Regions from separate parts of the Homo sapiens genome. Here region 2 is linked to region 1. The links are chromatin loops, found by intact Hi-C in ENCODE. Cell type or tissue: PC-9. All regions are shown on one strand. Links, peaks and the distances in the headings refer to the core of each region. The heading gives the core; the rest is flanking DNA.

Region 1 (5,391 bases), core at 213-5,212:
CTCAGACCTTTCAGATTCCTATTTCCTTAGATAGAGAATATCTAGCTTCCCCAGAGAATTCCTAATAATTGGCAAGCACACAAAATCCAGATTTCCCGATGACATAAATCCAATGTATTCCCTTACTGTCAAGGCCACTTCTCATGCTTGCTCTGTTAATGGGGAGACACACAGAGGTGAGGTATTCTTTCACCAAAATGAAAACATGCATGTCCAGCAGATGCCCTGCTCCTGGCATGCTGCACTGTAGAATGATAATGAGTCAAGAGGCCCTTTTACATCTTTGTCTTGCTGATCCCAGTCATGCCAGATTCTCCTTTTTTCAATAAAACTCTACCATTAATCTATGATGTGCATTTTTTTTCCAATTTCTAGCCCAACTTGAGACAACTCCAATAGAACATGGGGCCTGACAAGAGCCAGCACTTCTTAAATTTAATTGTAGACACCTCAACAAGGATCTTAGATCATTAGACACTTTTCTGTATCTTTACTCTTCTATCTCTGCTTCTTTAACTCTCCTTATCTAATTCTCCTTTATTTTAGCCTACATATACATGAAAGATACCTCAGTTCTAAAAAATATAAACAAAAGCAAAACAGTACTACATGGATCCTGTCATCTACTTGGCCTACTCATAATCTTTCCTATTTGCCATATTTGAGGCAAAAAATACATATTGCTTTCTTTTGTTTCCCACTGAGATATCCTCCTAGCCTTAGGCTTGCAACCCATGGTCCATACAACAGCCAAAGTAGTCACATATCACATCACATGAACTTCTTCTTAAAAATCTTTACTGGTTTTGATTTAGAAATTGAGCTCATCCTCCTATACCCCCGGTCTCTGATAACCTCTCACTCACTAAACTATAGCTATACCATTCTTTCCTCTTTAAGGTGTGTTTTCCAGTAAATGTTCTCGTTTGCTTGTAAACGAGTGGCTGTTCTTTCGTTTTTTAGTTTCTGCCTTAGGATCTTTGCATTTGTTGTTTATGCTGCCTAAAATGTTCTTCCACAAAATTTTGAATGTGTTTACTTGTTAACATGCACCTTACTTGGTAAATGTTCTTGTTTACCTGCAAACAAGTGCTCAGAACAATACTCAGCACATAGCAGGTACTCATTTTAACAAACACTATTCTTCCTTATAGAACAGCCTCATTCATACGTGGCTTTACTCATGGCCTCTTCAGTAATTTAATCCATAACTTTACATGGGTAGATCTCATTGTCCAGTGTCTCATTCTTTCCGTGTTTCTTGATTCTAATTTAAAGTGAGTCTGTATTGCATCTTGTTTTCATTTGGGCAGAATATTTGGCACCAAGGCCTATCATAGGTCACTAGCTAGGTGAAACAATAAATAGAAAATATACATCACAGTCATATTTAAGTTGACAGGTCTTTCAGTATAAAACAACCAGTGTAAACCAAGAATCTTCACTGCAAAGAACTTTATGAATTAATGCATTATGAATTAACACAATTTAGCTCAAGCTTATCTTTAGTCCTAATATGTCTACTCTGTAAATTAAGGCACACCTTAACTATATAGTTATTACTGCCCTAAGCAGAAGTTTTCAAAGCCCTTTATAAATATCTTGCTTCTGGATGAAACTGATGATAGTGTGGCCATTCTCCTGTACAATTACTTTTTCCCACTTGACAAGAAAATAGGTTGTGTGGTTTTTACTTTAGCACATTTTCGACACTTTTGCTGGAAGGTAAAACATTGTGCCTAGCCCATTCATCAAGTCAGTCTCATGAAGAAAGGGAATGTACTAGAATAAAAGAGACTTTGTTCAAGGAGGCAATTGGATGTACAAGTCTAGAGGTCAGTAGAGAGAAGTGGGCTGGGATAGGCACTTGGGAAGCTTCATCATAGAGATAACATTGGGAGGTGACAGAATGAATGGCACTATGTAGGGAAATGTTGAGGGGAAAAAAAAAAGAAAACAAGTGGTCCTATGATTTCTGACATCTGCAGGTGGAGTCGAGGACAAGAATCTCCCCCTCCAAATAGACTAAAAAGCAGTGCAAAGAAAAACATGAAGGAGTATGGAAGCAAATGAGTCAAGGAAAGATCCTGTTTTAAGAAGAAAAACACAGTAATCTTTGTCACATAATACTGAGAGTTTAGGACCAAAATAGTGTGTTAGTTGGTAAAGAAGAGTCAAATTTACTGGATAAAACTATTTTCTTTGTCATAGTTAGGATAAGCCAGATGTAGAAGGTTAAAGAGTCAGTGGGATGTAAGGAAGTAGATTTTTTTAAAGGACTGAACAAAACAACACAACAAAAATGTGAATTGATATGGAAAACAGCTAATGTATCCGTGATCTTTGAAAACACGCATTAATTAGCCATGGCATTTACTGTTTAGTAAAGAAACACATGTATCCCTTTGGATTGATGTTTTAAAATTGTCTAGAGACTAGACAAATTAATTTTATTTTTTAACTTATTAAAGGCAAATAACTTTGTATTAGGTACATGTGATTGTATTTCGTTTGTAACATTTGTAATCTTTTTAAAAAATCATCCATGCCTTAACTCAATAACTATATAATATCTTTAGTCTTTGGTTTGTACTCAGCATGTGCATAATGCTTTTAAATTTACCCCAATATTGAGTCCAATGACTACCTTTAGGAAGATATAGGAATTATTAATGTATAAATAATTAATTAAGATATTTACTGCATTCATTAAAACATATCAGTGGGAATTCCTTGTGAGAGTTTTTTTATTAAAGAAAAATACTATTCTCAGGGGATACATAAACATTATGATTAATTTAATTCCAAAATCTCATTTAAGCTAATATTTTCCATCTTTACCATTACAAAACATGTTACACGCTATTACAAATATCCAAATTGTTTGTTTTGGTTTAATCTAATAATGTAAAACATATTAAAGCACTTTAACTGTAAACATTTACCTAAGTAATGGCTACTTCTGCCATCTGGTGGCAGAATTAAAAGTTATATTCATAATTCTTATCAAGCCTGTAAACCAGGCCTCACTAAGCAATTCTAAAATAATCTCCCACATTGCAAGTATCATCTTTCACTTGAAAAACTTAAACATTTACAGGTGTTTTTGTTTTTGTTTTAGTGGGATGATGCTCTCTAGTATTTATTGGAACATTGATATGTGTGTGCTGAGCACATTAATAATGTTGCATGCTGACAAAGAAACCATCAATTTTATATCAGCAATCAAGTTATACATAAAACCTAATAATAATTTTATCCATATATGCTACATATAAAGCGATTTCCAGCATATCTAATTTTCAAGAATTAATAACCATTATATCTAAAGTAAGCTTTTAAAAGGAATGACGTTTTACTATACAACCTGGTATTTATAATTTGCTACACTGCCTACAACTTGGCTTTTTACCATGCCTTAGGCATTATAACAACCATTGCTATATGAAAATATTTTAAAATTTAAAAATAGTTTGAACTCTGAGCAAGTTTATTTGCATTATAGACATTTTACTGTATTTTTATATTGGGATCTTCTCTTTAAGAAATTTGAAAGGTTATGTGTAATTATGTGTCAGAGAATCACAGAATGGAGGAGTTGGAAGGGCTCTCAGACATCAGAAGGTTTGTTTCTCTGCCCAAAAGATGAATATTTTCTACACTATTATTATAAGTGGTTATCCAGCTCTGCTTATATAATTTCAATAATAGGAAAACTCTGCTACAGTTTCGACAACACCCCTCCTCAGATAACTCTTCTAAAAACCTAAAAGGTACTTCCCTGTATCTTATCTCTATTGGCCTTGGTTGGTTCTCTGAAGCCCTGTCAAATAAATTCATATTCTTCACTATTTGAAGACAGTTGCCATGTTTTCACCGCCCACATATTCTTTCCTTTAGGGTAGACATACCTAGTATTCTATTCCTCACATGCCACATCAGTTTCTCCACCAATCTGGTCTTTCTCTCTTTTTCTCCCAGTTTGAAAATATAGACCCCAAGACTGGCCTCTCCTTTCTTGGTGTCATCTGACAATCAAATCAAACTGCTGGTGTTTACCTGGGAGCCCTTTCTATGTGTGCTCTTCTTCTTTCATATCAGACAACTCTGATTAAAGGGAGAAGCCCCAGGTCAGGAAGTAGAATTCTGAGCTTGAGTTCCAACTCCATTACTTATTAGCTCTGTGGCCATAAATACATTTGACAATCTCTTTGACATTTATACTCCTCAACAGTAACATTGGTATTATAATATGTAATGAGCTACAGCCCATTAGCTACATTACAGCCAGCTAAAATTTCCAATAAGCCATTCTCATTATGTTCTTCCCTTCTTAAAGTCTTTGAATGGCTTCCGTTGCTCTGAGGATGAAGATAACGCTTCTTAGTTTGGCTTAAGAGGCACGACGTGAATTGGCCTCCAGCATCCTATCTGGCCTCATCACGTGTCAAATTTCCCAGAGCTCTCTCCTTTCAGGCACATCCGTCTTCTCTTGGTTTCTTATTCTCACCATCCCGCACAGGGCTTATGCTTCTGTGCTTCCTGTCTCGTAATCTTAGTTAGTTAGTTAGTTAGTTAGTTAGTTAGTTAGTTAGTTAGTTAGTTGAGACGGAGTCTCGCTCTGTCGCCCAAGCTGGACTGCAGTGGCGCGATCTCGGCTCACTGCAAGCTCCGCCTCCAGGGTTCACGCCATTCTCCTGCCTCAGCCTCCCGGGTAGCTGGGACTACAGGCGCCTGCCACCACGCCCAACTAATTTTTTGTATTTTTAGTAGAGACAGGGTTTCACCGTGTTAGCCAGGACGGTCTCGATCTCTTGACCTTGTGATCTGCCCGCCTCGGCCTCCCAAAGTGCTGGGATTACAGGCGCCAGCCACAGTGCCCGGCCCTTATAATGTTCTTTAGTAGCCCTCCTTCCTTACTTACCCCTTGCCCATCCTTAGTCAGAGATAAAGAATTATTTCCTAAGAGAATCTTCTGCCTACCTCCCCAACCAAGTTAAAATCACCTAAGGCATGGGTTTGTGGCACCATGTACTTCCTTCCACTCATTCGGCTTCTTTTGTTTGTGTAATTACTTGACTATGTCTGAGTCCTCTAGCAGATTTTAAATTGTATGAGGGCCAAGACCTCATCTGTTTTTTTGTGCCCAATTTTCCCCTAGTACGTGGCCCACTACTTGATCTATAATAGGTCATCAATAAACATTTATATCATATAAATTGTAATTCAATACTGACAAAGAAACTAAAAATTAAGAGTTGGAGAGGCTGGAAAGAGGAAAAGCCCAGGGATATGAATTTAGTATTTAGCAGTGGATCTCCCCTCAAGGAATTTTCTAATTCTGAGATGCAAAGGATCAAAGCTAAAAAGTTAGAGACTCAAGGCCTGTGC
Region 2 (5,391 bases), core at 303-5,302, 560 kb after region 1:
TCCTAGAAGCAGTTGCCTCGCATGTGATCCTAGTGCCAGAGTGCAATGGAGCTGGAGAATAGAGATGGCAGCATGAGATGCAGGTCACAGTTGGGTAACCTGAGGCAACCCCAGAACTTTCTACAGCCTCATGATTTAAAATCCAATTCAGACAGAAGGGAGCAAGATGAAACCCTGAACTTAACTGAGTTTAAACCTCAAATGCTTGAGAGAAACTTCAGAAATAACTAAAATCACCTGAATGTAAATAAATCACATTTTCAAGTTTATAGATTGTAAAAATCACACACTACACATGTATGGTTTCTGTACTTCTCAGCTAATCTTTTGTATTGTCTTGCTGAAGTCTCAAATTAAAAAATAAATGTGACCCAGCAACAAGAATCTTCAGGTATTTTTCAAAGCAAGGCACAAGTAGAACAGAATAATATTTTTAGGAAACGTCTTGGTCCCTAGAGAAGGTGGAAGAGAGAATCAATGCCCTGCTTAAAAGACAAGCTGACTGAGTAGTCCCTGGCAGATTAAACTTTGAAGAGCAAATTGTCAGGCTTATATAGCCAGCTGTCCTATTTAAAGCTTTAACAAATAATTTGCTGAACGACATACTAGCCTGTATATGGCAGCATACCAGGAACAGGACACAAAGAGGTATAAGAATGTTGCTCCACTCCAAGGTACACACACGAACCTCTCCTATTTGAATTACAGTATAAAGCGCCTAAAACACCTACAGAGATAATATTCCTTGTCTTACATGGATTCTAATGAAAACAAAGAGGTCAAAGCCTTGAACTTGATAGACTTGAACCAATTTGAAATAGAAAGTAGAGATAATTTTATCTCAATAGCTCTAATAATAAGGCTGAGGCATTCAGCACCAGCTGCAAGCTATTTTGCCGCTAATACCAACCATAAATACAAAGAATAGCAATACCTATAGAATAGTAGAGTTGACTGATGCCAGGCACCTAGACAAAATGCAATGTCGGAACTCTTTTAATCTTCCTGTAAACATGTTCCACCTTTGTTTATACCATTTCAGTTTAAATACAAAATTTTCAAATCACTTATTTAAATTTGGCTTTTTCTTGGCTCTAGTAGTGGATTAAATATAATGTATAGAGGAATCATAGAGTGTACCCTTTATGCCCAAATTACTTGGACTAAAAATGTCTTTGTAACAGATAAAAGACACTCCTAGTATGTTGAAGAAAATCACAAACATGTACACAAGATCAAATATAATAATTATCTTTCACTTTTTTGAGTTAAAGGAAAGCACAATAGCAAATAAAACAAAAACAGATAATCACCCTAGAATTGCTTCCAAATAATTCCTCTATCAATGCATTATTTCACACCATTAATCAACTATGAAAATCCTTGAAAGGCAGACTAGATCCCCAAGATTGAAGCAAAATGAAAATCCTAGAATTGCAAACCCTATTTTTTTGATTGGAACAAAAACAAAAATTGCAAAAGAAGATTGACATGCCTAATTGCTCCCGTGAAAGGAACAATAGCAAGTAGTTTTAGAGAAATGCTTAGAAATCCATTTGTGCCTGTCAATAATATCCACCTTTTCAAGCTGCTAATCCATTAGTCACTAATGGCTGACTTGGTATTAAGCTGGACAATACAAACAGCCCATTCATTGCAGGGAAAAGTAAAGAACTAAATTTTTGTTGTTGTTGCTATTATTGTTTTGCTTTTTTTAGGATAAAAAGTAGCAGTAAATGGATTTGGGATTGACAAAAAGAGCTGAGGGAGGTAATTTCAACAATTTGCAAGAAAATGTAAACACAGATAATCTTCCCCATAAAAATTAAGTTGACTCTAACTTTCATGATCACCGTTACGTTATACATGCAATACTATTAAAGAGGGATAAGAAATATCAAAGGTGAGTAAAGAGTTTTAGTATCTTTACCATGAAGAGATAGATTTTTCTTAGCATCATTTATGTAAAATGTTGTTCTGTTGTGCCAGCAAAAGCAATACAATATTTAAAATCAAATTACACATCGAAGAATTTTAGACAACCACAAGAGAGCAATTAACAGTAGAGGTGTGAAGGAAATTTTGTTCTTTTAAATGAAAGAGTGGCGAAAGAATAAAACCTTGGTGTCATTTCCAATGAATAGTGACTTCCAAGATTGATTCTTGGATGGTAGTCCTGCTTTAAAAGAAAAAATGTGCGTCTTTTGAGCTGAGCCCACTCTGACTCAGCACATTGTTAGAGAATAACAATAGTGCCATCTACTGTCAAATTATGGTATCACTTATTTCAAACTGACTTAAATAGGGGGTTCCATCCAATACTGTAAAAGAAATCTTAAAATTATATAAGTAATATTTATCTAAAATATTCAAGAAAATGAAGAGACTCTTTCCACATAGGCAAGAATTTCGTTCTGTGCTTTCTTCCACTAGTTATTCTTCATGCTCTTATATATTACTTAAAGCACTGTTTTACAAGCGTTATAAAAAATAAATTGAAAATGTACCTTACATGGCAGCAGTAAAGATTTCATGGATAATTTTGAATTAATTGTCCCGTATTTCTAAGTTTATTTTTTCATTAGTTTCCGGGCTGTTTCCTAAATCTAATTAGCAATGTAATTTTCCTTGTTAAATTTGGAGAATTTGTTTTGGGAGACAACTGCACAAAGCAAGATAGTAAAAGAAACATATAGATGTGTTTATAACATTATGGTATTGCTGCTAAGCACTGTCAATAATGAGTTTTAAACGGTAATTGTGAATCCCTAATGTACTTTATATATTAACTATCCTATAGAAGAAAGTTTGAAGTCACAGAATAAATAGACCCCATACATGTAATTCTAATTAAAAGGCATACAGATTAATTGCATTTGTTATGGAAGTCACGAAGACCTTATAGACCTAGACAATGGCAAAAATTAAACAGGCATAGAAGAAAGTAATAGGCTTTAAGTCAAAGAATATTTTTTAAAAAATATACAATATGACCAGAAGCAGTATACATGTTTGCTAAAGCTATTGATAGCATCATTTTTACAGTTGGGCAATTGATAAGGAAATTGGTTGGTTGCAATAGTTAAGCTTGGTTTTTAATTTAGAATCAAGAATACTCTACCATAGTTTTTAAAATGCAGGATATTTTTATGGACACCAAGTTACCAAGTGATTGTGCTGAGATTAGATGCGACTAGGCACACTCAGGGTGGCATGGCCACAGGCAATGTGAGTATTAGACCCCTGAAGTGGGCTCCAAACAACTTGCTTCTCATTTTTCATCTAGGAAAGTAACCAACAGCCCCAGTGACTGGAACCCCAGTCTCAGTCTTTCCCCAGAATCTCTGTAGCTGATAATAACTCTCATTATTTCACGTATCAAATGCTTTCTATGTATCATGCTAAACAACCCTCTGTATGGTTTAGACTCATATCCTATAAATTAGACCTTAATATCTCCATTTTATAGACTAGGAAATGGAAACATAGAGAAGTTAAGTAATTTACCTGTGATATTCCCTTAAAAGTATGCTTGATACATGACTCAAGTACTTAAGTTAAATGAATATGGCCACAAAAGTTATAAACACACAGCTATGCTCCTTACTTTTTCTAGTTTGTTTTGTCTGTAAGGAGCCAGTAGGAACACCATAAGAAGCCATTATTATGAAAGATAAGACATTTTCTTACGGTGGTGCAGCAGATCTCGAGGTGAATGGGAGGGGCAGGGTGTAACTACATAGGGGTGTTGCTGACATGGAGTAGAATGTCCCATTTTTGCTCTCTAAAGATACGTTTTACTTGGATGCTCTAGGAATTATAAAACCTCTCCAACCATTTCAGACAGTTTTACCTTTCTCTAGGGATCCCTAAAGTTCATTTTCTTCCTTTATTTTACTCTGACTTCTTCAACCCCAAGCCAAACCATTACTCAGGAATGCTGGATTTGTGAAGACTAAAATTCATTTTCTTTGGGTTCCCTCAAGACTCTCCCCTAGTCCACCAGTCACGGAAGTCAACTTAAATTAGTGTGCTCGGTTAACTTTATTTCTTTCTCAAATTTTTCTGTTTACATTTTTGCTCCTTCAAATTATCTTCTGTGGTTGCATATATCTGTCCTGAACGACAATAGAAACTAAAATGCAATCCTATTTTTTGTTTCCTATCTAGTCAGTTTTTTTCCTACTACAAAGTGAAGTCTAGCTTATTTCTTGGTGCATTCACTGACTGTGAGCATCAGCACAGCAATTAACTTGTTTGAAATACACCTCATTTCAAAAAAATTCAAATGCGGACAGCAGACAGCGCAAACATGGATCGTAACTGGCTCCTGTTAAGTTAATAACCTGTACCCTCGATCAACGCTAAGGTCAGACTGTCAGCTTCAGAAAACAATGAAAGAAAGATCTGCCTCAAAACTGGGCAACAATGAAATAACCAGGATATGGAGAGGGGAATCTTTCAGATGACAGGGCATAAGAAAATTCTGTGGTTTACAGGAGAAAGATCCTGTGATATGTTTTGAAAGTGGAAGTAAACTGTTTTCAGAGTTGTGTTTTTGTTGTTGTTGTTGTTTTTGAGACAAAGTCTTGCTCTGTCGCCCAGGCTGGAGTGCAGTGGCGCCATCTCAGTTCACTGCAATCTCCACCTCCTGAGTTCAAGCGATTCTCCTGCCTCAGCCTCCCAAGCAGCTGGGACTACAGGCGCCTGCCACCATGCCTGTCTAATTTTTTGTATTTTTAGTAGAGACAGGGTTTCACCGTGTTAGCCAGGATGGTCTCAATCTCCTGACCTCGTGATTCTCCTGCCTCGGCCTCCCAAAGTGCCGGGATTACAGGCGTGAGCCACCGTGCCCGGCCAGAGTTATGTTTTTGATAGATGATGAAGTGGAAAAGAGGAATGTCAGGGTGTGAGCACAGATAAGAAAATAACCCCATGGTGTTTGTGGCAGAGCCCAGCATGGCCTGGGAAAGGTGAAGAGGCCACACTGAGAGACAAGCAGTAACAAGCTGGTTAGGTATCGGTGCCATGCACACGCTGTGGAAGTCACGTTAGTTCAACAAGATTGGGTAATCAAGGTACAGGTCAGGTATGGGAGTGGACTGGGAAGTGTCTGCATCCAAGGGAGTGATTCAAGTCAAAAAGTTTAGCAAGTATCAGAATCCACAGGCCCCAGTGAAACCAGATGACAAACAGGTTAGTGAAGTCAGAACATAGATCAGAAGGCTCAACAGTAAGTGAAAAGGCAGGGCGTCAAGGGTTCATATAACCTACATGATTCAGAAATGCTGGTGGCAGGCAAGACCAGGCAGCAGGAATCCTGAGCCCAAGTTGAGTCTAAACAGCAGAGTGATCAACATTTATGCAACTAACTCTGCAGTAGTCTATCCA

What was found. Hi-C counts contacts between places; a loop is a spot of excess contacts. Peaks named below come from ENCODE experiments on the same cell type or tissue, not always from the same donor. Only the 100,000 strongest peaks of a DNase experiment are listed, where the experiment ranks them.
Region 2: a loop joins it to region 1, with 6 times the contacts of the local background. A loop is called at or near these places in 13 of 110 quality-filtered maps.

The regions. Positions count from the first base shown.
Region 1 is chr2:213,803,897-213,809,287 of GRCh38, reverse strand. All of the region lies in intron 10 of SPAG16 (sperm associated antigen 16), which reads right to left. Among named protein-coding and RNA genes, the nearest start is that of MIR4438, 49 kb to the right of the region's middle. In PC-9, for the core only: a CTCF peak has its summit at 2,949 (motif pointing left); no DNase peak of the experiment used is centred there.
Region 2 is chr2:213,248,598-213,253,988 of GRCh38, reverse strand. No RefSeq gene overlaps it. Among named protein-coding and RNA genes, the nearest start is that of SPAG16-DT, 33 kb to the left of the region's middle. RefSeq lists an enhancer at 2,313-2,362. In PC-9, for the core only: a CTCF peak has its summit at 2,229 (motif pointing left); a DNase peak (open chromatin) is centred at 2,218; H3K27ac peaks cover 734 bases.